Regions from separate parts of the Homo sapiens genome. Here region 1 is linked to region 2. The links are chromatin loops, found by intact Hi-C in ENCODE. Cell type or tissue: spleen. All regions are shown on one strand. Each heading gives the region's core, and the rest is flanking DNA. Links, peaks and the distances in the headings are about the cores only. Region 1 has its middle 23 kb from the start of SNORA70J. Region 2 overlaps RANBP17 (RAN binding protein 17).

Region 1 (5,386 bases), core at 166-5,165, 140 kb after region 2:
ATCACCAGGGCACAGCAAGTATTTCTGACAGGCACTTGCAGGCAGGATTTTATAAATTCCAATCATTTAACAAATTGCACCATTAAAAGTCATAATAGGTCTAAAAGCCATTCTTAAAAGAACTTACTAAGTAATTTGACCTACATAATCATCTTGTTAAATTCATTTGACATCATGAGACAGTTAGTGAAATATGCATAGTACATTATATTAAAGAAAAAAGTACCCTTCAATTGGTATCTGATTGCACTTTTCAATTGCAGCTATTAGTTGTCTATAAAACTCCTAGACATGATTTGATTTGATTTTATTACTGTTATATCATTTTACTTTGTAACATATAGGGGTGGAGATTACAGGTCTTCGATTGCTTACTAGGAAATATTTAACGAAGGATGTTTTATTTATTAGCATAAAGAGACACAGTGGATTATTGGGTGATTAAAGTGACGATACGGCTGCTGTACTTGTCAAAAATATAGCCCTAATTCAATAGCAAGGCGACAGAGAGTCTATGAGCTGATCTATGCCTAAGCAAACTGACTCTGAAAGCAGGACATTGCCCTCTTAAAAGGATCTTTGTAAATTTCTATAATTGCACATTATCAAAAACAAACAGCAGCGATAACAAACCCACAGAGTGAGTTCTCAATTGGAAGTTTACTTTCTATCTGCCAAGAGCCCCTACTTTTTATCTTTTGCATTCCTAACATCTCAAATCAATAATAGAGAATGATACTTAATGTTACTAATCTTTGTGGCAAACACTTTTTTTTTTTTTTTTGAGACGGAGTTTCACTGTTGTTGCCCAGGCTGGAGTGCAATGGTGTGGTCTCAGCTCACTGCAACCTCCACCTCCCGGGTTCAAGCAATTCTCCTGCCTCAGCCTCCCGAGTAGCTGGGATTACAGGTGTTGGCCACCACGCCCGGCTAATTTTTGTATTTTTAGTAGAGACGGGGTTTCACCATGTTTGTTGGCCAGGCTGGTCTCGAGCTCCTGACCTCAGGTGATACGCCTGCCTTGGCCTCCCAGAGTGCTGGGATTACAGACATGAGCCACCGTGCCCAGCCGGAAACATAATATTTTTATTAGAAGTAAATTGAAAAGAAAATGAAATAAATGGAGCAAAGGAAGAAAGGAACTAGCATTTATTGAGTGCCTTCTGTGTACCAGGCACTGTTCTAAGTGTTTCATCAGTACTATCAGGCTATCTTTTCCTTTTTTTTTTTTTTTTTTTTTTTTAGACAGAGTATCACTCTGTCATTCAGGCTGGAGTACAGTGGCATGATCTCAGCAGCTCACCACAGCCTTGACCCTCTGGGCTCAAGTGATCCTCCCACCTCAGTCTCCCAAGTAGCTGGGACCACATGCATGAGCCACCACACCTGGCTAATTTTTTTTAACGTTTGTAGAGATGGGGTTCTCCTTGTGTTGCCCAGGCTGGTCTCAAACTCCAGGGCTCAAGCAATCCTCCTACCTCCCAGCTTCCCAAAGTGCTGGGATTACAAGCATGAGCCACCACGCCTGGTCATAAAAAAAAAATTATTTTTAAATCTTGAATTGGCACCTATTCACTATTTGTCCTTTGTTTTCCTTCGGTTCATGCCATTTAAGTCCTACAAGTAGCTTGTATCACCAGGACTACTTTGCTTCGCCTGATAGTGAGGAAAAACTTGCTATCACTTGTCAATTAACATGTTTACTGCAATCACAATGTCTATATTTCATCTATTCTTAACTCTTAAAAAGGATCAGAATTGGGCAGGGTGCGGTGGCTCATGCCTGTAATCCCAGCACTTTGGGAGGCCGAGGCGGGCGGATCACAAGGTCAGGAAATCGAGACCATCCTGGCTAACACGGTGAAACCCCGTCTCTACTGAAAATACAAAAATTAGCCGGGCGTGGTGGCGGGCGCCTGTAGTCCCAGCTACTCGGGAGGCTGAGGCAGGAGAATGGCATGAACCCGGGAGGCAGAGCTTGCAGTGAGCCGAGATCGCGCCACTGCACTCCAGCGTGGGCTACAGAGCGAGACTCTGTCTCAAAAAAAAAAAAAAAAAAAAAAAAAAATCAGAATTGTACTCTGTGTGTATGTGTATAATGTGGCATACAATATGTTTTCCCTAAAATATCAGCTCTGTGCTGACTCCTGTGAATTTAAAGAACTCTTATAAGATTATAAACTACAATCACATGGTCATGTAAATCATTAATTTGTTCTTTAATATGTGTTATTTGTCTTATTTGCATTTCAGGACACAGTGATATTTCAAGGTAAAATATTACAGATTCTGTTTTATTTCAGGTTATAAGCCAAGATATGGTGTAGACCCTTTCTCAATTATTTTACTATGTTTTAAGCTGAAATCCACCCAGCATATCACAAACCTTTCCTGCGCTTTAGGACTTTAGATTGACAGCGCCCTCTGCTGTAACTCTGAGTTTGTCACACTATTCTAAACCTCACTAAGAGTCAGCACGGAGACAGACACATCCCTGCTGAAACGGATCTCCAGGTCAGGATCAGCTCCTCAGCTTTTAGGGTTTGAACCCAAATACTGACAGTAACTCAAATCCGGGCAGGCTCTGGGGACCAGTGTTCACTGACTGACTGCCAGGATTTTTCTTTCCATCCCACCCTCTCCCCTGAGTTCCTGGGCGCCTGCATTCAGACCCTTAGACGATATATAATGGGCATTTTAAATTTAGCACTTCCCAACCCGACCTCTTGACTCCACCACTCTCAGCCCAAGTGTGACTTAACTCCTGGCCTTCCTGTACCCATTAATGGCTCGCCACTCACTCAGTGGCTCAGGCCCCAGCGCTGGGAGTTCTCTGACTTACCTCACCTGGCACATAGGAGGCCCTTTATAAATATCTACTGCATGGGCCAGGCGCGGTGGCTCACGCCTGCAATCCAGCACTTTGGGAGGCCGAGGCGGGCGGATCACCTGAGGTCAGGAGTTCGAGACATGGAGAAACCCCGTCTCTGCTAAAAATACAAAATTAGCCAGGCGTGGTGGCGCATGCCTGTAATCTCAGCTACTCGGGAGGCTGAGGCATGAGAATCACTTGAACCCAGAATGTGGAGGTTGCAGTGAGCCGCGATTGCACCCTGCACTCCAGCCTGGGCAACAGAGTGAGACTCTGTCTCGGGAAAAAAAAAAAGTTGGTCCTGCATTCGCTTAGGAGAAAATAGTTGGTTTAAGCAAAATCCTAAATTAATTCTAAATTTCTAGCCAGGCATAGTGGTTAACGTTTGTAATCCCAGCACTCTGGGAGGCCAAGTGGGAGGATAGCTTGAGCCTGGGAGTTTGAGGCTGCAATGAGCCATGATTGTACCACTGCACTCCAGCCTGGTTGACAGAGAGAGAGCCTGTCAAAATAATAAATAAATAAACAAATAAATAAATAAGGCTGGGAGCTCATGCCTGTAATCCCAGCACTTTGGGAGGCCGAGGCAGGGGGATCACTTGAGGTCAGGAGTTTGAGACCAGCCTGGTCAACATGGCGAAACCCCGTTTCTACCAAAAATACAAAAATTAGCCAGGCGTGGTGGCAGGTGCCGGTAATCCCAGCTACTTGGGAGGCTGAGGCAGGAGAATTGCTTGAACCCAGGAGGTGGAGGTTGCAGTGAGCTGGGATCACACCTCTGCACTCCAGCCTGAGTGACAGAGTGAGACTCTCTCTCAAAAAAACAAATAAATAAAAATTTAAAATGAAATAAATAAATTTCTAATTAATTCTAAATTTCTAAATTATATTGGCTAGTTCAATAGTTCAATTTAGGGCTGGGCACAGTGGCTCACAGTACTGTAATCTCAGTACTTTGGGAGGCTGAGGCAGGTGGATCGCTTGAGCCCAGGAGTTTGAGACCAGCCTGGACAACAAAGGGAAACCCTGTCTCTACAATAAATACAAAAATTAGCTGGGCATGGTGCACGCCTGTAGTCCCAGCTACATGAGAGACTGAGGTGGGAGAATTGCCTGAGCTTGGGAGGTTGAGGCTGCAGTGAGCCATAAGCCATGTCACTGCACTCCAGCATGGGTGTCAGAGTGAGACCCTGTCTCAAAAAAAAAAAAAAGAATTTAATTTAAACAGACACTCTTTGGACTGGGCATGGTGGGTCACGTCTGTAATCCCAGCACTTTGGGGGGCCGAGGAAGGTGGATCACTTGAGGTCAAGAGTTCCAGATCAGCCTGACCAACATGGTGAAACCCCGACTCTACTAAAAATACAAAATTAGCCGGGCTTGGTGGCGCATGCTTGTAATCCCAGCTACTTGGGAAGCTCAGGCAGGAGGATCGCTTGAACCCAGGAGGCAGAGGTTGTAGCAAGCTGAGATCACACCATTAGACTCCAGCCTGGGCAACAAGAATGAGACTCCATCTCAAAAAAAAAAAAATACATAAACAGATACTCTTTGATTTAAAATATACACCAATAATACACATTTTACATTTTGACATGTATAATTCAAAAAATTAACAGGCTAATCCCACTACTCAGAGATAACTTTTATTTATTGATTTATTTATTTTGAGACAGAGTTTTGTTCTTGTTGCCCAGGCTGGAGTGCAATGGTGTGGTCTCGCCACTGCAACCTCTGCCTCCTGGGTTCAAGCGATTCTCGTGCCTCAGCTTCCTGAGTAGCTGGGATTACAGGTGCCCGCTACCACGCCCAGCTATTTTTTTTTTTGCATTTTTAGTAGAGACAGGGTTTCACCATGTTGGCCAGGCTGGTCTCAAACTCCTGACCTCAGGTGATCCGCCCACCTCGGCCTCCCAAAGTGCTGGTATTACAGGCATAAGCCATCGCACCCATCCTTTTTTTTTTTTAAGACTTGTTTTATTTTAATGGCTGATCTATGTAATCACAAAGGCCAGTATGTACAGACAAAGGGGGAGCTTTTGTTTCTTCATCTCTTCGTCCTTCGACAAAGTGTTGATGATCCCCTCCTTCTTGGCCTGGAGGCACTCTTCACGTTGCTTTCGTGCTTCCTTGGTCTTAGGCCTGCAGGCCTCAGCCTGGTCAGCCAGGAGCTTCTTGCCGGCCTTGTCTGCCTTCAGCTTGTGGATATGTTCCATGAGAATCTGCTTGTCTTTGAACACACTCTCCTTCACCTTCAGGTACAGGCTATGATACATGTGGTGATTGATCTTCTTAGAGTCACGGTATCTTCTGAGCAGCGGGCGCAGAATCCTCATTCTGCTCACCACGTGACCTTCTCTGGCATTGGGGCATTGGCTGTACCCTTTCGCTTACCCGTGCCCATGTGCCTGCCCTTCCGGTGGGCCAAGGTGTTTTTCCGGCATTGAGCCTGGGAATGGACAGTCACAGGCTTACAGATAATCAGCCCATCTTTGATCAGCTTCCGGATCTGCT
Region 2 (5,386 bases), core at 324-5,323:
TCTTTTTCTCTTCCCAAGCATCAACCTAAGGACAGCTTAATTAAGAGTCCAGAGTACAAGTCAGATCTCTTCTATTCAAGAGTCAAGTTTTTGTTTTTTTTCTCTAAAACTAAATACTTATGGAACATTTACTGTGTATCAAGCTCTGCTAGGCATTTTCACATAAATTTATCACATTTATTTGGCACAGTGCCTCTGTGAGAAATGCATTATTAGCCCCTTTTATAGATGACAAAAGTAAGCCTGATAAATTGCCTTGCCTTAAGTTTTAAAGCTGGGATTCAAATTCGAGTCTTATGACATCAAATATAGAACTCTTTTCCTTACATCTTCCTCACTTGGGGAATGTGACTGCCATTCTGCGTATATCATAGTACATGTAGGTCACTTGGCCAGTTTTATTTTGTCCTGAAGTTATTAAGGATATTCATTAGGAATTTTTAAATGCCAGTGCCTTTCTAGGATAGACTCTAAATTATGTTGTGGGGCCGCTTGCATGCAAGCCGATGTTCAAGATTTGCTGTTATTAAATAATGTCTAGACCCTGTACATATCTGTTTTGTGTAATTATCAATCCTCATCTTTTTTTTCAGATTTGGCATTATTCAGAAACAAAGTATATTAAGACTCTAAATGCTTAGCTACACTACTGGAATTATGACTTAGCTAAATTTATAAGAAGTAAAGTGGAGTTGATCAGCAGATTTGATGGTCTGTTTAAAGAGTCTGTGCTTTTCTGTAGAAAGAGGTCTGAACGAGACATTTTAGCTAATGAATCAAAATCAGATATGTGGTCATTATTGCCTGATTATTACTCCATCTGCTCTGCGCTAACGTGAAAATCAATTACTGTGTCTCTTTCCCACTGACAGCGTATGTTGATCGGGCTGGCAAGAGATCTTCGAGGGATTGCCTTTGCACTGAACACAAAGACCAGCTACACCATGCTGTTTGACTGGATGTATCCTTATTACACTGTGACAATACCAGCTCTGTGCACAGAGGGATGCCAGGCCCCTCGCTTTCGTTTAATAGTATGGCACAGTAGGGAAGAGGAAACAAAGCTAAATGAACTAATGTGTAATCAGCTAAAAATTACAGCACAGTGGCAGCAGAGCAGATAACTGAGCACAGTATTTGGAGACCCAGCTCAGAGAAGTCACTTTTTTGGTGCCGTTAAATATTGATAACTTAAAAATGACTTCCCCCAAATGATTGTTTATGTTGGAGTTGAAGGGATAATCTGGCTAACATCTTTAGGGATCAATGAATCCTACCATTTGACATTTTTGAGGGGAGATTTGAATCTCCATCTCAATTAGCAAGGCTGGGAAGATCATTTTATCTCTTCAAGGCCTAACCCATCATGCCACAGTTTTTCATTATCATGAAGATAATGAATGGACATGGAAAGGGAAAAATAAATAAGTCAAGGTTTGTCATTTGGTGTAAAATTTGAATTGACCTTTGCCAAGGGTTAGTACAGACAGGAAAAAAAAAAAAAACCCCCCACAGAAATGCCTTATCATGTAAGAGTTAAAAGAGCATAGACTTTGGTGATAGACAGACCCGGCTTAAAATCCCAGCTCTTCATTTACTGTGTTGTGAACCTTGGCAAGTCATTTCACCTGTCTGAGTCTTGGTTTTCTCATTTGAAAACAGATACAATTCAGTATCATGGTATATTGTAACCATTAAAATAGGTAAAGTGTACTCTGTATAATGTCTGGCACATTTTTGGTAGTTGTAAATGGTCGTTAATATTGTTCTAATAGTGTTGTATGACTTATGTTTGATCCCAGCAGGAAGTGATATTGTATGCAAGTCATCTAAGTGTTATATAATGCTTTCATGTCTTTTATGCATGAAACCATCAGAGCATGTGAAAAAAATTATATAATCTGAAAGCTAATTTACTTTTTAATCTAAACTATTTCTCAGTTACTTTTTTTAAACCCTCCTTATCCAAAGTTTCCTGTAAATTAAATTGCAATAGAAACTTCTTAAAGGTAACTGTCAACTACTATGCCACAGTTATGGCCAAAAATATAACTAATAGGGGATCTAGGCATGTTTTAGGGAGAACTCTACATATTATAAAAATTTTTAAACATTAATTTGATACTGACATATCTTTAATTATTATTAAAATATACTTCATCAGATTTATGTACCCAGAGAAGGGTTACAGATAAAATTTTTATGTCATTGAGTAATCATGCACATGGTTTTTATCTACATATAATATGTACAGAGATTATGAAATTTCAACATGGAAAGTCTTAAAATTCTCTTAACAGTGACAGTTAAACTGGAATTATATATGACCCTTTTATTTCTGCCTTTTTTTTAATTTTTAAGATACGGGGTCTTGTATGTTGCTCAGGCTGGACTCAAACTCCTGGGCTCAAGCGATCCTCCCACCTCAGCCTCCTGACTAGCTGGGACTGTGGTGCTACAGGTGTGCTCCACTGCACCCAGCTTGACTCTTTTATTTCTCTAAACATAAAGAGCAACTCTCAAAATCAAAATTTTCATTATTTGAAAAATAATAAAAGTCTACTTTGGGCACTGTAATATCGATGGTGATCTTGAAACCAGTCTACAACTCTAGGCTATCTAGTGATTAACATTTCATGTTTTTCTCTTCAACAGTTTCAACCAAGAGTCAAGGTCAGAAACCTTCCCCTCAGTGTCAAAGAAGAACTATCTGCCGTAATTGATACTGCCCAAAATTTAGAGAAGATACTGTATTGTTTTCCATTTCCTTATTTAGCTCCTTTGGGGGTAGCGGGGGAACCTTTCTGAAATGAAACTTTTGTCCAGCAGATGGCAGAAAATAGCAAACGGAAAATCTTGGGACTTAATGTTTTCTTGTGAACTAGAAACCTTTGTCTCCTCCATTTGACCATAGATGTTGAAGTTATCAGGGTCAGGGGCGGAGAGAAGTGTCAGTTATGCCAGAAGCTGTGTTAGATTGCCAAATGGGGTGGTTTGGTACTGGCGTTGCTTATAATAATTGAGTTTCAGTAGCAAATCAGCTTCCTTGGGAAAAGGCCAAGGGCTTTTCATAATTGTATTGACAACAAAATGAATATGATAAATGGTGTTCATTCAGTTGAGACAAGATTTATAGTTTTCCTTTGGGCGAGGGATGAAGAGCAAATATTTATAATAATAGTAAAATTTGTTTAAAAGTTATATTATTTGATAATTCAAAAAGCTTTATTAAAATATTTTGAAATACTTTAAGCAGTTTCAGGTGATAAAGTACAGATTCTTTTCAAAGTATTCAAGTAATGCAAAAATGAATAAGTATGATAAAAAAATGCCATGGATATGAAAGTCATTTATTTTTCCTGAAATATTGATATGTCAAACCGTCAGTGATGATTTCCACATTACTGCTGGGGAAAGTTTATTTGCCTTTTATCCACATAAATGTGTGTTCTTTAATTTGTTATACAATCCTTAGCATGCAGAAGAAACATCCTGTAAGAGCACATGTCATCTTAAAGTCAAAATGCATTTTATTTATGGCGATTATTTGATAAAATGCTATTTTAGTGGTTAGCTATTTAATTCAAAAACATTTCTATAAACACTGACTGCATTAACTGCCACACAAACTACATTGCTTTTCACTCTGTCCTTCCAAAACTAAATTGCCTGAAACTACACAGCAACCATCTTGATAAATGGTTTCCAGGGCTGGAGAATTGAAGGAAGATCATTGACATACTTCTTTGCCCCTATGATGGGAATGCAACAATAAGAAAACACCTTAGCTTGCAGTGCATCTGATCTCCTTGTTTAAAATTTTCCTAGATCATACTTAAACTGAAGTATCAAAAATCCAGAGGGAAGTTGGGAAAAAAATTAAGAATTTGTATGACATTATTTCCTCATATGCAGTCTTTTAACTGTTAAAATCTGATCATTGAACTCACTGATTTTTAATCAGGAAGTCAGTGCTGTTATACAGTGGCAAGGCAAGATAACAAGATACATAGAGGAGCACAAACTTTGGAATAGGACAGTCCTAGATTCCAGTCCTGGATTCACCACTTAAACTGTGGGTCTTGAGTAAGCTACTTAATATCCCAGAATCACAATTTCGCTTTCCATAAAACAAGACTAATAAAACCTATCTCACAGGTATGTTGTAAGAAGTGTCATGATTCTGTGATTATGTAAAGGGCCCAGTACAGTGGCTGACATAAAGTAAATACTCTACAGCTGTTGTTAGTTCTGTTCCCTGATACATAATGAGACAAAGGAATCCCATTTGCTCACTTATTCAGCAAAGTGGGCTAAGGGCTGTGCTAGGTTCATGAGGAGTATAGATACTACCCCAAACAAAGTCAGTTTCTTATTTACATAAATTACTATAATCAAATATAGAAAGTGCTAAGAACCATAACAAAGATACAAACAGGACAGTGAGTGCATTTAGCTGGGGAATCAGGAAGGGCTCTCTGGAAAGGTGAAGGTGTTTCCTTGGGTCTTAACCAAATAAGTAGGATTGGACCATATGGAAATAGGAAGAAATACAGGTTTTCGGTTGGCCTAGGCATCAGGTTTAGGGAGTCAGTAGTGAAGATGTTTTGTTACATATACCACTCATTTCATGGTTGGAAATGTAGTTTGTTTGGGACTCTTGAATATCAGTCTAAGGAATTTAGACCCTTATTCCATAGGTAGTATAAAGAAACTAATGGTTTTGATTGACTAAGAAAATCAGAATTGTTTTCAAGAAGAAAGTAATTGGCAGTATCATTTTGGGCAAACTGAAATAGAGAAGAAAGTAAAGCTGAAAATTCACTGTTCAGCAAGCTATTTTTTTTTAGTTTTATTTCTGTGCCAGACAAAAGGAATGAAAGAATGAATAAAATGATTGCTCTTTAGAAGCCCACTCTCTAGTTGATCACACATGACTAATAAACAATAAAATGTCAGTGCGTTATAACAGAGATGCATGCAAAGGGCTATATGAGCATGTATGGGAAAAAGAGCAGTGCTTTTTGCAAGATATAGAAAGCTTCTCAAGAGAAGTGAAAGTTGAGCAAAGCCTTGAAAGATGGATAGGCATTTGCCAGACATAAGAGGAAAGGCTTCCAGCAGCAGTCCCCTTGTGAACAAAGGTCCAGATGTTTACATATTCATGGAGTACCTTTAAGCTCTGAACTGGCAAGCTATTTCTATTCTGGAACCACATCCCCAAACCCTTGTCTCCTAACACTTTTAATGAAAATTCTTTTGCCTTCTGGTATTAACAACTGATGAATAGATGGACGGACGGACAGACGGACGGATGGATGGATGGATAGATATTGTAAAGAAGCAAACTTGATACTTTTCACATTTTCATATTTGGTATCCTGTA

The links. Hi-C counts contacts between places; a loop is a spot of excess contacts. Peaks named below come from ENCODE experiments on the same cell type or tissue, not always from the same donor. Only the 100,000 strongest peaks of a DNase experiment are listed, where the experiment ranks them.
Region 1: it touches region 2 in a loop (7-fold over the local background); 74 of 110 quality-filtered maps call a loop at or near these places.

The regions. Positions count from the first base shown.
Region 1 is chr5:171,340,130-171,345,515 of GRCh38, forward strand. It overlaps the pseudogene RPL19P10. Among named protein-coding and RNA genes, the nearest start is that of SNORA70J, 23 kb to the right of the region's middle. In spleen, for the core only: a CTCF peak has its summit at 2,444 (motif pointing left); no DNase peak of the experiment used is centred there; H3K27me3 peaks cover 3,430 bases.
Region 2 is chr5:171,204,652-171,210,037 of GRCh38, forward strand. RANBP17 (RAN binding protein 17) reads left to right here. Exons shown (of 28, transcript NM_022897.5): 20 at 873-961. Among named protein-coding and RNA genes, the nearest start is that of TLX3, 100 kb to the right of the region's middle. In spleen, for the core only: a CTCF peak has its summit at 2,789 (motif pointing right); no DNase peak of the experiment used is centred there.